Linked DNA regions of Homo sapiens: region 2 is linked to region 1. A link is a loop called in an ENCODE intact Hi-C map of the cell type or tissue named here. Cell type or tissue: dorsolateral prefrontal cortex. All regions are shown on one strand.

The links. Peaks named below come from ENCODE experiments on the same cell type or tissue, not always from the same donor. Only the 100,000 strongest peaks of a DNase experiment are listed, where the experiment ranks them.
Region 2: a loop joins it to region 1, with 2.2 times the contacts of the local background. A loop is called at or near these places in 2 of 110 quality-filtered maps.

The regions. Positions count from the first base shown.
Region 1 is chr19:12,137,168-12,145,167 of GRCh38, reverse strand. ZNF20 (zinc finger protein 20) reads left to right here and starts at 4,818. Exons shown (of 4, transcript NM_021143.4): 1 at 4,818-4,988. The coding sequence starts at 4,986. It overlaps ZNF625 (zinc finger protein 625), which reads left to right. Exons shown (of 4, transcript NM_145233.4): 4 at 1-278. ZNF625-ZNF20 (ZNF625-ZNF20 readthrough (NMD candidate)) reads left to right here. Exons shown (of 8, transcript NR_037802.1): 4 at 2,453-2,527; 5 at 4,843-4,988. It also overlaps the pseudogene RPL17P47. RefSeq lists silencers at 5,032-5,241, 6,947-7,049. In dorsolateral prefrontal cortex, CTCF peaks have their summits at 3,641, 3,841 (motif pointing right), 4,839 and 7,465; DNase peaks (open chromatin) are centred at 3,867 and 4,747; H3K4me3 peaks cover 2,293 bases; H3K27ac peaks cover 1,162 bases.
Region 2 is chr19:11,668,765-11,676,764 of GRCh38, reverse strand. It overlaps the pseudogene ZNF833P. Among named protein-coding and RNA genes, the nearest start is that of ZNF823, 66 kb to the left of the region's middle. RefSeq lists an enhancer at 1,892-2,449. In dorsolateral prefrontal cortex, CTCF peaks have their summits at 2,853 (motif pointing left) and 3,059 (motif pointing left); DNase peaks (open chromatin) are centred at 2,824, 3,074 and 7,048; H3K4me3 peaks cover 1,320 bases.

The DNA of each region.
Region 1 (8,000 bases):
AAATGCCAGTAGCCCAGGAGCAAAAATTTTTGGGAGTAGTTTAGCTGGGGCCTCACTCAGATACCTAGGACACAGAGTTGGAAATAACTCTTAAGAGAGACACACCTCCAGTAAGACCTTAAGACAGTTCTGTCATAAAAAAAATACGAGGTTTGGCCGGGTGCAGTGGCTCATGCCTATAATCCCAGCACTTTGGGAGGCCGAGGCAGGCGGACCACGAGGTCAGTAGTTCGAGACCAGCCTGGTCAATATGGTGAAACCCCATCTCTACTAAAAAATACAAAAATTAGCCAGGTGTGGTGGCGCCTGTAGTCCCAGCTACTCAGGAGGCTGAGGCAGGAGAATTGCTTGAATACAGGAGGTGGAGGTTGCAGTGAGCTAAGATTGCGCCACTGCACTCCAGCCTGGGTGACAGAGTGAGACTCCGTCTCAAAATAATAATAATAATAATAAGGTTAGCCCAGCAAAGTGGCAGGTATATATATACAGGAAGGTCAGAAAAATCTTTTCCCTCCTATTGAAAGCCCAATACCTAAGTGGCAAGCCCTCATTTTAAGAAACTCACTAAAGGGATAACGGAAGTGCCATTGTCAGACTCACTGCCTCAGAAAGCTTTATCAAAACAAAAGGCTAAAGTTCCTATTCAAAAATATCCTATAATAAATGGCTGGCTATCGGGTACACTACGTATTTTATGCCATTCGTTCTCACGAGTTTTCTTTTTTTTTTTTTTTGAGACAGAGTCGGGCTCTGTCTCCCAGGCTGGAGTGCAGTTGCACATTCTCAGCCCACTGCAACCTCTGCCTCCTGGGTTCAAGCGATTCTTCTGCCTCAGTCTCCCGAGTAGCTGGCTTTACAGGCATGAGCCACCATGCCCAGCCTCTAAACTCTTTTTTTTTTTTTTTTTTTTTTTTTTTTTTTTTTTTGAGACAGAGTCTCACTCTGTTGCCCAGGCTGGAGTGTGTTGGTGTGAGCTCGGCTCAGTGCAACTTCCACCTCCTGGCTTCCCGGGTAGCTGGGATTACGGGCACCCACCACCACGCTAGGCTAATTTTTTATATTTTTAGTAGAGACAGGATTTCACCATGTTGGTCAGACTGGTCTTAAACTCCTGACCTCAAGTGACCCACACCAGTGTCTCCCAAAGTGCTGGGATTACAGGTGTGAGCCACTGCACCCGGCCTTCTAATCTTTTTCCAGCCTTCAAATTTTTTTTTTTTTTTTTTTTGATACAGAGTCTTGCTCCAGGTTGGAGTGCAGTGGTGTGCTGTCGGCTCACTGCAGCCTCCAACTCCCAGGTTCAAGCGATTCTCCTTTCTCAGCCTCCTGAGTAGCTGGGACTATAGGCGTGTGCCCCCACACCCAGCTAATTTTTGTATTTTTAGTAGAGACAGGGTTTCACCATGTTGACCAGGCTGGTCTCGAACTTCTGACCTCAGGTGATCCACCTGCCTTGGCCTCCCAAAGTGCTGGGATTACAGGCGTTAGCCACTGCGCCCGGCCATTTTTGTATTTTTAGTAGAGACGGGTTTCTCCATGTTGGCCAAGCTGGTCTTGAACTCCTGACCTCAAGTGACCCACCTGCCTCAGCCTCCCAAAATGCTGGGCTTACAGGTGTGAGCTACTGCGCCAGGCCTAATATCTTTTTTTTTTTTTGAGACAGAGTCTTGTTCTGTGGCCAGGCTGGAGTGCAGTGGTGCAATCTTGGCTCACTGCAACCTCCGCCTCCCAGGTTCAAGAGATTCTCCTGCCTCAGCCTCCTGAGTAGCTGGGACTACAGGCATGCGCCACCACGCCCAGCTAATTTTTGTATTTTTAGTAGAGATGGGGTTTCACCATGTTGGCCAGGATGGTCTCAATCTCTTGACCTCATGATCTGCCACCTTGGGCTCCCAAAGTGCTGGGATTATAGGCACCACGCCTGGCCCTAATCTCTTCTCAAAGTACTTTTTTCTTTAATGAATGTCTTAAATAAAAACTTTTTTCTAACCACAAACTTTTTTTTAAATTATTTTATTATGTAATTTTTTTTTAGAGAGTTGGTCTTGCTGTTTGGACCCGGCTGGAGTGCAGTGATATTCACAAGTGTGATCTTAGTGCATGAGAGCTTCATATTCCTGGGCTCACAATCCTTCTACCTCAGCCTGCCAAGTAGCTGTCACTACAGGTACCAGCTGCTGTGCCTGGCTTCCACCTTTTTTTTTTTTTTTTCTTTAATCAGTTCCTTTTAAAGACCAAAGAAAACCTGTCCTCTTGTGTGGCCTGAGTTGATCTATGAACATTATTCACTATGACCCAGAAAATCCCACGAAGTCGTGCATGTTAGAAGGATGAAACCCTCATGTTCACTGTAAACTGTGAAGGTGCTCAGGCCATCACAGGTATGCCTATATGAAAAGCCACCAAGTATCTGAAATATTTTCTTTTACAGAAATTATGTGTACCATTTCAGTCTTAGAAAGTGGAGTTGGTCGCTGTACGCAAGACAGACATTGGGGCTGGACTCACCATCAGTGGCCCCGAAAAGGTACTGAAATTTGCTTACAAGTGCAGAGTTATGCTGAACTTAAGGGTATAGATGTAGATTCCCTGGTTATTGAGCACATCCAGGGAAAAGGCACCCATAATGTACCACCTGACTTACAGAACTCATGGGCAGATGAACCCATCCACAAACTCCCCTGCCACATCCAGATGATGCTTAGTGAAAAGAAACACCTTGTTCCAAAAGCAGAAAAGGAGGATGCACGGAAGAAAAAGATACCCCAGAAGAAACATAAACTTAAGAGACAAACAAATTCAGCCAAAAGAAAATGCAAATAAAAGTTCAAAACAAAACAAAACAAAAAAACCTCTAAAATTCATAAAACACAAAATGACAAACTCTATTAAATATGCCCCTATGATATCTCTTAGATAAAAGTTGGCCGTAATAGAGAAAATGAAGATAGGTGTTGGTGACTGGCAGATTCTGGGTCTACGATGAATCAGAGAAGGATGGTTTTCACTTTGTTTTACATTTTTTTAATGCTTGATGTTGACTTGGTAGAAAGATGATAATAAAGAGATTCTTCTGTCTATGTGTTTCTTTTAGATTACTCATGTGGACTGAAGAAAAAAAATTAAATTTGTTAAAGAAAGTGAGTTTGATTTAGGATTGTGACTGAGGACAATAGCCTGGAAGCAGTTCTGACAGATGGCTGCTATGTAATATTTTGGTTCACAGTTTATAAGAGACATGTGGGCCCTGTGCTCTATCTTGTTTTTTCTTCAAAGCATAATTCTGGAGAGCTGGAGAGTCCCAGAGTCAGGAATGTTATAAAGTCAGGCTGGAAACCAGAAATAAGTAACATGACTAAACATTTGTGTGTTTTTTTGTTTTGTTTTGAGACAGAGTCTCGCTCTATTGCCCAGGCTGTAGTGCAGTGGTGCAATCTCGGCTCTCTGCAACCTCAGCCTCTTTGATACAAACGATTCTTCTGCCTCAGTCTCCCGAGTAGCTGGGATTACAGGTGGGCTCTACCACACCCGGCTAATTTTTGTATTTTTAGTAGAGACGGGATTTCACCATGTTGGTCACGCTGGTCTCCAACTCCTGATCTCAGGTGATCCAGCCACCTCGCCCTCCCAAAGTGCTGGGATTACAGGCTTGAGCCACAGCGCCCAGCCACTACTGCCTCACTTTCATGCAGTTAAATAATCTTGGACACTTCCTCCTCGACTTTATACATACACACTGGAGGAGAGCTTTGCTCGTGTGTTATTCTCGCAGTGGGATTGAGGATGTTTGTCTCATGGAAACTGATGAATGATGTGAGAAGCAGGTGAATAACCTGCAGGGGGCAGCAGAGACCGACGCCAGGGACGGGACGCTGAGGCTAGTATGGATCCTGCCAAGGAGTGAAGTGGAGTTCTGGGTGCTTCCTGGGCAGCCGCCCTCCCCTGCAGGTGGCTTGCAGCTGCTCAGAGCAGATCCAGAAAGAGTGTGGGTTCTGACATGCTGCAGCGCCCTGGAAAGCAGGAGACCCACGTGCAGGTGCACTTCAGGAGTTCTGTCCTTTCTGCGGCTGTACATCTGGAATCTGGGGCGGTTTTCGGGAGCAGTGTTTTGGGTTTGACATGCATAGAGTCCCTGGGGTCAGACTGTAATTTGCATATCTGAAGAAAATCCGTAAAGATCAAGTTCAGGGAAATAACTGTTTGGGACCTCTCCTGGAGAAGGGGCTTATGCAGTTGACAGTTTATTTAGGTCAGAAGCTTAAAATCACCAAGTGAGAGTTTTCTGCCGATGAAGATGAAGGTCTGGAAGGAGGGAGAGTTTCCACACTGTGAGGTGGGGTGAGATGTGTGAAAGCCTTGGCCATGTCTCATCCCTAATTCCGGGCCCCTGAAGGACAACTGCCTCTCCTTCTTGGTGCAGTCGTGCCTGGCCTGATCTGGGCTCCCCTTCCTGCTCTGAGGTCAGCACATCGCTCCATTGGACACTCAGTCTGGAATTCCCTGCACACACTTACAACCCTGTGCAGGACGAAGAAGCACTGACAGCCCATTGAATGAGGAAGAAGATAGTGCCCTGTGTAAAAATCAGGAGCAAATTTGGCTGAAAAGAAAATATCCAATGACCAGGGCTCAGGGAAGGAGTTGTCCCTTAGAGAGAAGCTGTGGCTAGAACCGATCAGTCCGGCTTTGCAGGGCTCGTTACCCAGGGCTTCTGCCGTCACTCAGTTCTGAGGGGGCGGGGCCTTGTACCTTGTCCAATCAGAAGCGCCGGGGCGGAGCCCGGCCAACGGTCCGTCCGGAAGGAGGAGGCCCATTCCAGCTTCTACTTTTGTTGCTATGCAGGTTGTTGTCGGGATACCAGATTTCCTACTCCGAGAGGCCCCGGGTCCCTCTGCCACAACTTCTGTCGCTCTGCCGCCTGCACCGTGACCCGCACTATTCACGGGAGCCCTAGAGAGGACACCGGGACACCCAGAAGCCGGGAAATGGTGAGTGTATGGGGCCGGAGTCCCCAGACGGGGGAGGGGCTGGGTGGAACCGGCCGGAAGCGGCTGTGGTGGGATCTGGGCCTCCTCGCCGCGCCTCCTGGATCTGGGACCCGAATCCCTCTGTCTCAGCTCGTCCCTGCGTCCCCTCGGCCGCAGGGTGCGGCTGGGCCGGCAGCCGGGACCCCGGGCGTCCTCCTGTTCTGTTCCTGCGCGGGCGACTGTGGGCCCCGACCCTGGAGCCCTCTCTGGGCAGCTCCGCGCCTGCAGCCCCGCGTCTCTTCAGATTTTGCGGGGACCACGGGAGGGTCATGGGGGAATCCTGCGGATTTTTTTTTCTGTTAAAGAGTTTGGGCCGGGCGCGGTGGACCATGCTTGTAATCCCAGCACTTTGGGAGGCCGAGGCTTGCGGATCACGAAGTCAGGAGATCGAGACCATCCAGGCTAACACAGTGAAACCCCGTCTCTACTAAAAATACAAAAAATTAGCCGGGCATGGTGGCATGCGCCTGTAGTCCCCGCTACTCAGGAGGCTGAAGCAGGAGAATCGCATGACCCCAGGAGACGAAGGTTGCAGTGAGCCGAGATCACGCCACTGCACTCCAACCTAGGGGACAGAGCGAGATTCCATCTCAAAAAAAAAAAAAAATTTAAAGAGTTTGAGCAAACAGCGATTCATGAGTGAGAAACGCCCAGTCATGATTTGTGGTTTTGGTACCAGAAAGTTTTAAGAAGAATTGCATTTTGTTAACGGTGGAGGGGGTCCAGGTTCTTGGCGTCTTGAACAAAGAATTGGACAAAACGCACAAAGCAAGGAAGGAATGAAGGGATTTAACACTCCACAGTGTGCAAGCGGGGCTGAGCACAGGGGCTCAAAGGCCCCGTTACAGAATTTTTGGGAGTTTAAATACCCCCTGGAGGATTCCATTGGTTACTTGGGGTATACTCTATGTAAAAGGAGAGGATGAAGTAAGGTTATAAAATCATTTACTTGGCTTACGCCCTATGGAGTAGGTATTTCCTTTCATAGCTGAAGTTTGAATAGGCCTTATGTTCCCTGCGTCCAGACCCTATTTTCCTGCCTCAATTTGAGTTTGATTTTGGTGTCCTTAGGTAGTTTCTTATAGCACTAAACACACTTCAGTCTAATTGCTGCTGCTTTAAATTTTTTCACACTGTCTATAGGGACTGGCTTCCTCCTGCATTTTCCTAATGTATGGGTCTCAAATCCTCCACCCTGCTACCCCGCCCTAACTCTTCAGCAGTTTGCAGTAACATCTTAAATTTTCAATTACTTTTCCGCATCTCCAAACATTAACTCCCCTTCTCCAACTCACAGTATTATCAACTTTCTTTTTTTTTTGAGACGGAGTTTCGCTCTTGTTGCCCAGGCTGGAATGCAATGGCATGATCTTGGCTCATTGCAACCTCTGCCTCCCGGGTTCAAGTGATTCTCCTGCCTCAGCCTCCTGTATCAACTTTCTTTATTGTAGAGTATATTTCTTCATCCTTTCTTTCACATAGATGCAGTATTTTAGTGGTTTATCATCTTTTCACAAGGTCATGGATAACTTTTTTTAAAATATTTGTGTTCTGTTTCTGAACATTTCACATAGAATAGAGAATAACCACTTGATACTCCAGTGAAAAACCTCTGTTCCTCTCCTCTTATCTTCGTAAGGCACAGACACCATCTCAGAATGTCTTTGGGTTGTTTCCTTTTTTTTTTTTTTTTTTGAGAGAAAGTCTCTCTTTGTAACCCAGGCTGAATTGAAGTGGCGTGGTCTTGGCTCACTGCAACCTCCGCCTCCCAGGTTCAGGTGATTCTCCTGCCCTCAGTCTCCCGAGTAGCTGGGTTTACAGGTATGCGCCACCATACCCCATGTATTTTAAGTAGAGATGGGGTTTCACCATGTTGGTCAGGCTGGTCTCGAACTCCTGAGCTCAAATGATCTGCCTGCCTCAGCCTCCCAAAGTGCTGGAATTTTACAGGCGTGAGCCACCGTGCCTGGCCTGTTTCCTTTTTGAAAACTTTACAGGGTGATGTGTCTTCAGGAGTCCCAATCTATCTTTTCCTGGTCCTGGGTTTCAGAACCGCCTGGGGCTGAACCAAAATGCCCACAGCTCCCATCTCTCCTGGCCTACTGAATATCAGCCCCTGTGTCAGTCCTCCCAGAGGATAGCCTGAGGCAGGGTGTGGGATCTCCCAAAGGAGCAACTGAATTTCCCAAATGGGAGGAGACTCCTGGTACACTCTTCATCTAGATAGCCAACCCCTTGGGATGCTCAGTTTTTCTCCCCCAGTCCCAGCTTCCATTATTTGGAGACACATAGCTGGTCAGCCAGTTGGATGTTGCTATTAAGGGAAAGGTGTAGGTGAAGTGAGCCACAGCAGAGTCATCTCAACAAAGCCATAAAGCCATGACATAACAGTGCATTATCACATCCCAGACAGATGAGGGCAGCACACCTTGCAGGGCAACACAGAGTGGGGGGAACATCCAGGATGCACATTCAACCAGCAGGTGGGGAGAAAGACAGACAGGGACTTTTGGGCCAGAGTTTTTCTTGGGGTCCAGGGCAATGCCCAAGGAGGTTTCTCTTAGGGAGTTGTTTCTGATAGATTTGGAGCAAGCAGGTGCTAGTTCTGTGAAGTCAGGCTGTGATTAACAGGTGGTCTGTGCCATCCACGTGGGTATAAGGGTCAGTGGGGCAAGTCAAGTTGGTCTGTCTAGCTTTTCCACAGTGAGGTCGTCACCAGGAGGCAGCTGTGTAAGTCACATATGTGGGTTGAGCACATGCAGGAACTGGGAGGAGGTGGATAACTGGAAACTGTTGAGGTCAAGTGCAGCTTTCTTCTTCTTCTTTTTTTTTTTTTTTTCTGAGACAGTCTCTTTCTGTCGCCCAGGCTGGAGTGAAGTGGCGCTCTCTCAGCTCACTGCAACCGCCGCTTCCCGAGTTCAAGCGATTCTCCTGCCTCAGCCTCCCGAGTAGCTGGGATTACAGGCACGCACA
Region 2 (8,000 bases), 470 kb after region 1:
TCACTGAGAACGGGCCATGATGACGATGGCAGTTTTGTCGAATAGAAAAGGGGGAAATGTGGGGAAAAGAAAGATAAGATTGTTACTGTGTCTGTGTAGATAGTAGTAGACATAGGAGACTCCATTTTGTTCTATACTAAGAAAAATTCTTCTGCCTTGGGATGCTGTTATCTATAACCTTACCCCCAACCCCGTGCTCTCTGAAACATGTGCTGTGTCCACTCAGGTTTAAATGGATTAAGGGCAGTGCAAGATGCGCTTTGTTAAACAGATGCTTCAAGGCAGCATGCTCGTTAAGAGTCATCACCACTCCCCAATCTCAAGTACCCAGGAACACAAACACTGCAGAAGGCCGCAGGATCCTCTGCCTAGGAAAACCAGAGACCCTTGTTCACAACTGTTTATCTGCCGACCTTCCCTCCACTATTGTCCTATGACCCTGCCAAATCCCCCTCTCCGAGAAACACCCAAGAATGATAAATAAATACTAAAAAAAGAAAAAAAAATTCCCCCTTCCCATACAAATATGCCTAGCTCATAAAAGCAATCCTAAAAGAAAAAAAAAAAAAAAACTGAAGCTGATGGCTGGGCATGGTGGCTCACGCCTGTAATCCCAGCACTTTGGGAGGCTGAGGTGGGCAGATCACCTGAGGTCGGGAGTTCGAGACCAGCCTGACCAACATGGTGAAACCCCATCTCTACTAAACATACAAAATTAGGTGGGCATTGTGGCACATGCCTGTAATCCCAGCTACCTGGGAGACTGAGGCAGAAGAATTACTTGAACCTGGGAGGCGGAGGTTGCGGCAAACCGAGATCGCGTCATTGCACTCCAGCCTGGGCAACAACAGTGAAACTCCGTCTCAAAAAAAAAAAAAAAAACCTGAAGCTGAAATGAGTAAACCAATTTTTTCAAGGTGATAAACCCAGGGAGGGGCAGTGCTGACCTGAAACACTCAAGTGTCTGACTCAAGTGTCAGGTCACATCATCCTATCACTTGGGACATCCCCCCACCTCCAAGCTGCTCCCTGAAGTGCTCAGTGACCACCCTCCCAGAAGACACTCAACTGTGTGCTTTTCAGGTCCTTGCAACAACTCATTGGGGGTGGTTTTCTTCTTTCACTAGACTGAGAGAATCCAGAGGACAGAAATCATTTCTTCTTTTTTTTTTTTTTTTTTTGAGACGGAGTCTTGCCCTGTCGCCCAGGCTGGAGTGCAGTGGCGCAATCTCAGCTCACTGCAACCTCCACCTCCCGGGTTCTAGCAATTCTGCCTCAGCCTCACGAGTAGCTGAGATTACAAGGGTGCACCACCACGCCCAGCTAATTTTTGGATTTTTAGTAGAGTCGGGGTTTCACCATGTTGGCCAGGCTGGTCTTGAACTCCTGACCTCAGGTGATCCACCCACCTTGGCCTCCCAAAGTGCTAGGATTACAGGACAGAAATAATTTGGTTTCCTCCATACCAGAATTTGATTGGCTGACTAGCCATGTGTCCCCAAGGAATGGAAACGGGTTGGAGAAGAAAAGGCGTGTCCCAAGGGATTAGTTTTTTACAATAATGATATAGGAGACTGGTCCCACCCCATAGCATCCAGCTGCTCCCTGGGGAGGCCTCACCGCCACACCTCAGGCTCTTTGGGAGGAACGACCTAGGGGCTGATATTCACTAGACTTTCCCAAGAGACTTGGCAGCTGTAGGCATCTTGGGCCAGCCCCAGGTAGTCCTGAAACCCAGGATCAGGAAAAGGCAGAGGGTGGGCTGAGGTCGCATCACTGTAAAGTTTCCAAAGGGGAATCTCAACCCAAGACATTCTCAGAAGGTGTCTGTGCCTAGGGCAGATAAAAAGAGACACAAAGATTGTTTACAGCGGAGTGTCAGGTGGTTTTTCTCTGAAACGTTCACAAACACAAAACAAATATTTTTAAAACGGCCATATACTGCCCTCTAAAAAAATGACGATTAAAATACTGCCTGTGTTTGAAACATAGCCTGGAGGACGAAGAAGTGATACTGTTGTGAACTAAAGGAAATCCGTGTTATAAAATGCGGAAAGGGATCAGGAAATCCCAAATTTGCTGCCAGCCTTAGGAGAAGGTAGCCTAGGGACCACAGTCGCGGATTTGAGACCCTGCTTCGCGTATATTTGGGAAACTCAGATAAAATACAAAAGCCCCTGGTGAGAAAGAGGGAACTGGGGACCCCACAGCCTACAGCTCCTCTCACACGAACCCCATACTCGAGGCAGGATTTCCCCCATGACCCTCTAGTGGCCCCCGTACAATCTGGGGAGACACGGAGGCAGCGGGCGTGACTGGGGCAGCGGGCGCGGAGCTGACCAGAGAGGGCGCTGGGCCTGGGGCCACAGTCAGTTGCACAGGGACTGGACCGGACGGCTAGGGGTCTCGGCTGCCGTCGCAGCCCCACCCTGCGGCCTGAGAGGAACCAGGGCCGAGGTGCGCCAGGGGGACTTGGGTCTCAGAACCCAGAGTCAACTACGAAGAGGCCCGGGTCCCGCCACGGTCTATTCCTGCCGGTTCCAACCAGTCCCATCCTAGTCTCGGGACCCTCAGCCCCGCACACTCACCAATTCCTGGCTTCCAGGTGTCCCAGTCCTCCCTACGGCTCCTGCTGCCAGTACGGGTCCCAGTGTGACAGAGGATGCTACAGACACGTCTGTGGGTGTCTGTCAGCTACAGAGTAGGAGCCGCATTTAGAGGGGTGAAGATGCCGCGCACCCACCTCCCTGCAGTGCGCCTGATCCACAGTTCTCACGACCCCACCCCATGGCCCTGATTGGATACGGCTCCAGGTCCCGCCCCCTGGAGACCGAGTAACAGAAGAGGCGATCTCACTGTGCTGAGTGGAGCGCGATGAACAGGTTCCAGACACAGCCCTTGGCAGGCGGGCTTCCTCCCAGTGCAGTGACCCGACTCTCCTGGGGAGAAATGTGCACTTAAGCAGAATTTCCTGACTGATTGTACTAATGGCCCTTCCTGCTTCTTTTTCCTGGACCAGCAATCACAAGTGTGTGCTAGGAATCCCAGACTCACTGTCCAGTGGCGCCATCTCCTGGCCTTGGAGCAGGAGGGGGGCTCTGTCCTCCAGGAATCAGGAATTTGGCATGAGGCTGCTGGCGACATAGTCAAGCCTTTCTCCCATCTGATGTCTCAATCTGCTTATTTTCAAGAAAATAAAAACACATCGATAACAGGATAAAACTGTTAAATTCACGGAAAAGCTGGACTTATATGACAGCAATATTCTATAAAGGAATCAATAGAGAGAAAAAGCAAAAACATGAGCTAGCTCAGAGAAGCAGTCTTTCAGACGCAGTTCAGCAGGAAAACCCCAATTTAGAGGTTAAACATATTCCCAACCATGGGTGCCAGACTGTTGAAATGGGTCCCCAGAGGCCGGGTGCGGTGGCTCACACCTGTAATCCCAGCATTTTGGGAGGCCAATGCGGATGGATCACCTGAGGTCAGGAGTTCGAGACAAACCTTGCCAATACGGTGAAACCCCGTCTCTACTAAAAATACAAAAATTAGCCAGGCATGATGGTGGGCGCCTGTAATCCCAGCTACTCAGGAGGCTGAGGCAGGAGAATCGCTTGAACCCGGGGTGGGGCGGCGGGGGGAGCGGACAGAGGTTGCAGTGAGCCAAGATTGTGCCACTTCACTCCAGCCTGGGCGAAAGAGCAAAACTCTGTCTCAAAAAAGAAAAAAGATAAGAAAAAGAAATGGGTCCCCAGAGTGTCCCTGCCTCATTACCAAGTCATGGTGATGAGGCAAGATACATAAGGATTCAGCTCTGGGAGTTCAACTTGCCCTCTTGTCCCCTCTGCAGAGTGTGGCTATGCTCCCTCCTTTAAGTGTTAATAAAAGTTTCCAATCAAAAGCCAAGAAACTAGACACTGATTTTGAAAACATAAGGAATTCCTCGTATTTTATGAAAAACAAAGCTATTAGTCATACAGAACACGAATAGTACAATGGCAGACATAATGCCTTCGTTATCGGTAATTAAATGGAATAAACTTGCCAAACAAAAGACAGAGGCAGGGAGAATGAATCTTTAAAATATGATCAAATTGTATCCTGTCTACAGCACATTCATTGTAGATCTCAATACCCAAGTCAGTTGAAAGAGAATGAAAGAAAAAGATATTCCATGCAAATAGTAATGTAAAGAGAGCAGGGGTGGCTATACAATTGTCACACAAAATAGACTAAGTCAAAAACTGTTAAAAGACACAAAGAAGAGCACTATAAAAGGCTCAAATCATACAGAATATATAACAGTTATAAATATAATTGCACTAAATAACAGAGGCCCAAAATATATGAAGCAAACATTTTAAAAATTTAAAAGGAAGGTCAGGTGTGGTGGCTCACCCCTGTAATCCCAGCACTTTGGGAGGCCGAGGTGGGTGGATCACCTGAGGTCGGGAGTTTGAGACCAACCAGACCAACGTGGAGAAACCCCGTCTCTACTAAAAATACAAAATAAATTAGCCGGGCGTGGTGGTGCATGCCTGTAATCCCAGCTACTCGGGAGGCTGAGGCAGGAGAATCACTTGAACCCGGGAGGCAGAGGTTGCCATGAGCCGAGATCACGCCATTGCACTCTAGCCTGGGCAGCAAGAACGAAACTCCATCTCAAAAACAAAAACAAAAACAGGACAGGCACAGCGGCTCATGCCTGTAATCCCAGCACTTTGGGAGGCTGAGGCGGGTGGATCATGAGGTCAGGAGTTCGAGACCAACCTGGCTAACATGGTGAAACCCCGTCTCTACTAAAAATACAAAAAATTAGCCAGGCCTGGTGGCGGGCGCCTGTAGTCCCAGCTACTCGGGAAGCTGAAGCAGGAGAATGGTGTGAACCCGGGAGGCGGAGCTTGCAGTGAGCCAAGATCGCACCACTGCACTCCAGCCTGGGTGACAGAGCAAGACTCCGTCTCAAAAAAAAGAAAAAAGAAAAAAAGAAAAGGGAAACATCCATTACTCTTTACACCAGCAATTCCACTTCTAGGTATATACCCAAAAGAAGTAAAAGCAGGGTCTTACACAGACACATGTATACCAATTTCATAGCCATCTTAATTCACAGTAGCCAAAATATTACTGTAGAAACAACTCTTCCAGTCAATGATTTAATTCAATTACTCTCAAACTAGTTTTTAAATATATTTTTAAAATCTTTACAAAAAAAGAAAAGTGTTTAGAGTAGACACACAAAGTGTGGTTTCTCCGTGCAATGAAGTATCATTCAGACAGAAAAAGCAATGAATTCCTCATACATGATACAACCCGAATGAACCTGGAAAACATTATGCTAAGTGAAATAAGCCAGACACACAAGGACAAATTTTTTGTTTTGTTTTGTTTTGAGACAGAGTCTCACTCTGTCATCCAGGCTGGAGTGCAGTGGTGTGATCTTGGCTCACTGCAATCTCTGCCTCCCAGGTTCAAGCGATTCTCCTGCCTCAGCCTCCTGAGTAGCTGGGATTACAGGTGCACACCACCATACCTGGCTAATTTTTGTATTTTTAGTAGAGACGGGGTTTCACCATGTTGGTCAGGCTGGTCTCGAACTCCTGACCTCGTGATCTGCCTGCCTCAGCCTCCCAAAGTGCTGGGATTACAGGCATAAACCACCATGCCCAGCACAAGGACAAATATTGTATCCTTCCCGTTATATGAGGTGCCTAGAATAGCCAAATTCATAGAGAAAGTAGGATAGACATTATCAGGAGCTGGGGGGAAGGGAGACTGGGGACGTGTTTAATGAGTACCCAATTTCTGTTTAGAGTGATGAGAGAATGCTAGAGATCAATAGCTGCGTTGGTTACACCACATCGTAAATTTATTTACTACAACTAAATGGCACATTTTAAAAATGATCGAAATGGCAAATTCTCTGTTAGTATATTTTACCTCCAAACAATCTAAAAACTAAAGAAAAAAACATGATTCAAGCTACTAGGCATGAAAACAACATCTGGGATAACAAATTACACTGAGTGGAATAAACAGCAAATCAGATACTGCAGAGAAGAAGACGAGTGAACCTTGTGACCTAGCAGTAGAAACTATCCCAAATGAAGCACCCAGCAAAAAAAACAACAACAACAAAAAACAGAAAATCAGTGAGCTGTGTAGTGGGAAAATTACAAGTGACATAATATGCAAATAACAAGACTCTTTGGCAGAGGAAAGAGCATGACAAAAAATATTTCAACAAATACTGGTTTCACATTTGCCAAACTGGATGAAAATTATAAACCCAGAAATCAAAAAAGTTCAACAAACCATGAGCATATATGTATATAAATCTACACCAAGCACATCATCAGTAAACTACTTCACAGCAAGAACAATTAAAATAGCTTTAAGGCAACAGGAAAAAGACACATTAACTACACTGAACCAAAGATAGGATTCATTACATACTTATTACCAGCAACAGCGCAGATCAGGAGACCATAGAACAACTACCTTAAAGTAATGAAAGAACAAGTATATCAACTGAGAATCCTATATCCAGCAAACAATATCTTTCCAAATGAAGGGAAAATAAATTATTAATTCAGCCATAGTGAAAGTGTTTGTAATCAGCATACTTGCTCCATAAGAGACATCCCTAAACTGCATGGGTGCAAAGAAAAATGAAGCCAAGTGGAAATCCGGAAAGAAAGAAGAGGACCAGAAATGATAACCACTTCAGTAAACACAAAGGGTTTTTTACTATTTTTTATTGCTTTAAAAAAAATCATTGAATCTTTTAAAAAAGAAAAAGAAAAAGAACAATGTATTATGAAGTTATAAAATTATGATGAAGGCCGGGCGTGGTGGCTCATGCCTGTAATCCCAAGCACTTTGGGAGGCCGAGGCAGGAGGATCACCTGAGGTCGGGAGTTTGAAACCAGCCTGACCAACATGGAGAAACTCCATCTCTACTAAAAACACAAAATTAGCTGGGCATGGTGGCGCATGCCTATAATCCCAGCTACTTGGGATGCTGAGACAGGAGAATCACTTGAACTCGGGAGGCGGAGGTTGCGGTGAGCCGAGATCGCGTTGTCGTTGTTGTCCAGCCTGGGCAACAAGAGTGAAACTCCATCTCAAAAAAAAAAAAAAAAAAAAGGTGAAAAGTACCTGAAATAACCAAACAAATAGCCAAATAATTCTGAAAAAAAAACAAAGAAAATTTAGCAATCCTAATCAAGACAATGTCTTTGGCAAGTAGACAAATATATCCATGGAACAGAATAAATGTTCCAGTAACATTTCTACACATGTGGTCCAGTAGTTTTTTTTAATCAAAGTGAACAATTGAGTCAAAATTTCTCTTCTCAACAAATAATGCTAAAAAATAGAATATGCATATGCAAAAAGTAAAGACTGTAGATCTGTGTCTTGCACTATATACAAACATTAACTCAAAATGGATCACAAAACTGAATGTATAATCTAAACTATAAAATGTAAAGAAAATGTGGGTGAAATTATTTGACCTTGGGTTACGTTACAATTGCATACATATGACAAAGATGCAGAATCCATTAAAAATTGAGAAATTAAACTTCATTAAAATAAAAATTTGCTTTGTGAAGGATACAGTTAAGGAATTTTTTTTTTTTTTTTTTTTGAGACAGAGTCTCGCTCTGTCACCCAGGCTGGAGTACAGTGTCATGATCTCGGCTCACTGCAACCTCCGCCTCCCAGGTTCAAGTAATTCTCCCACCACAGCCTCCCAAGTAGCTGGGAGTACAGGCACACACCATCATGCCTGGTTAATTTTTCTATTTTTAGTAGAGATGGGGTTTCACCATGTTGGCCAGGCTGGTCTCGAACTCCTGACCTCAAGTGATCTGCCCGCCTTGGCCTCCCAAAGTACTGGAATTATAGGCATAAGACTGCTAAGGATTTTTTTTTTTTTTTTTTGAGACGGAGTTTTGCTCTTGTTGCCCAGGCTGGAGTGCAATGGCGCAATC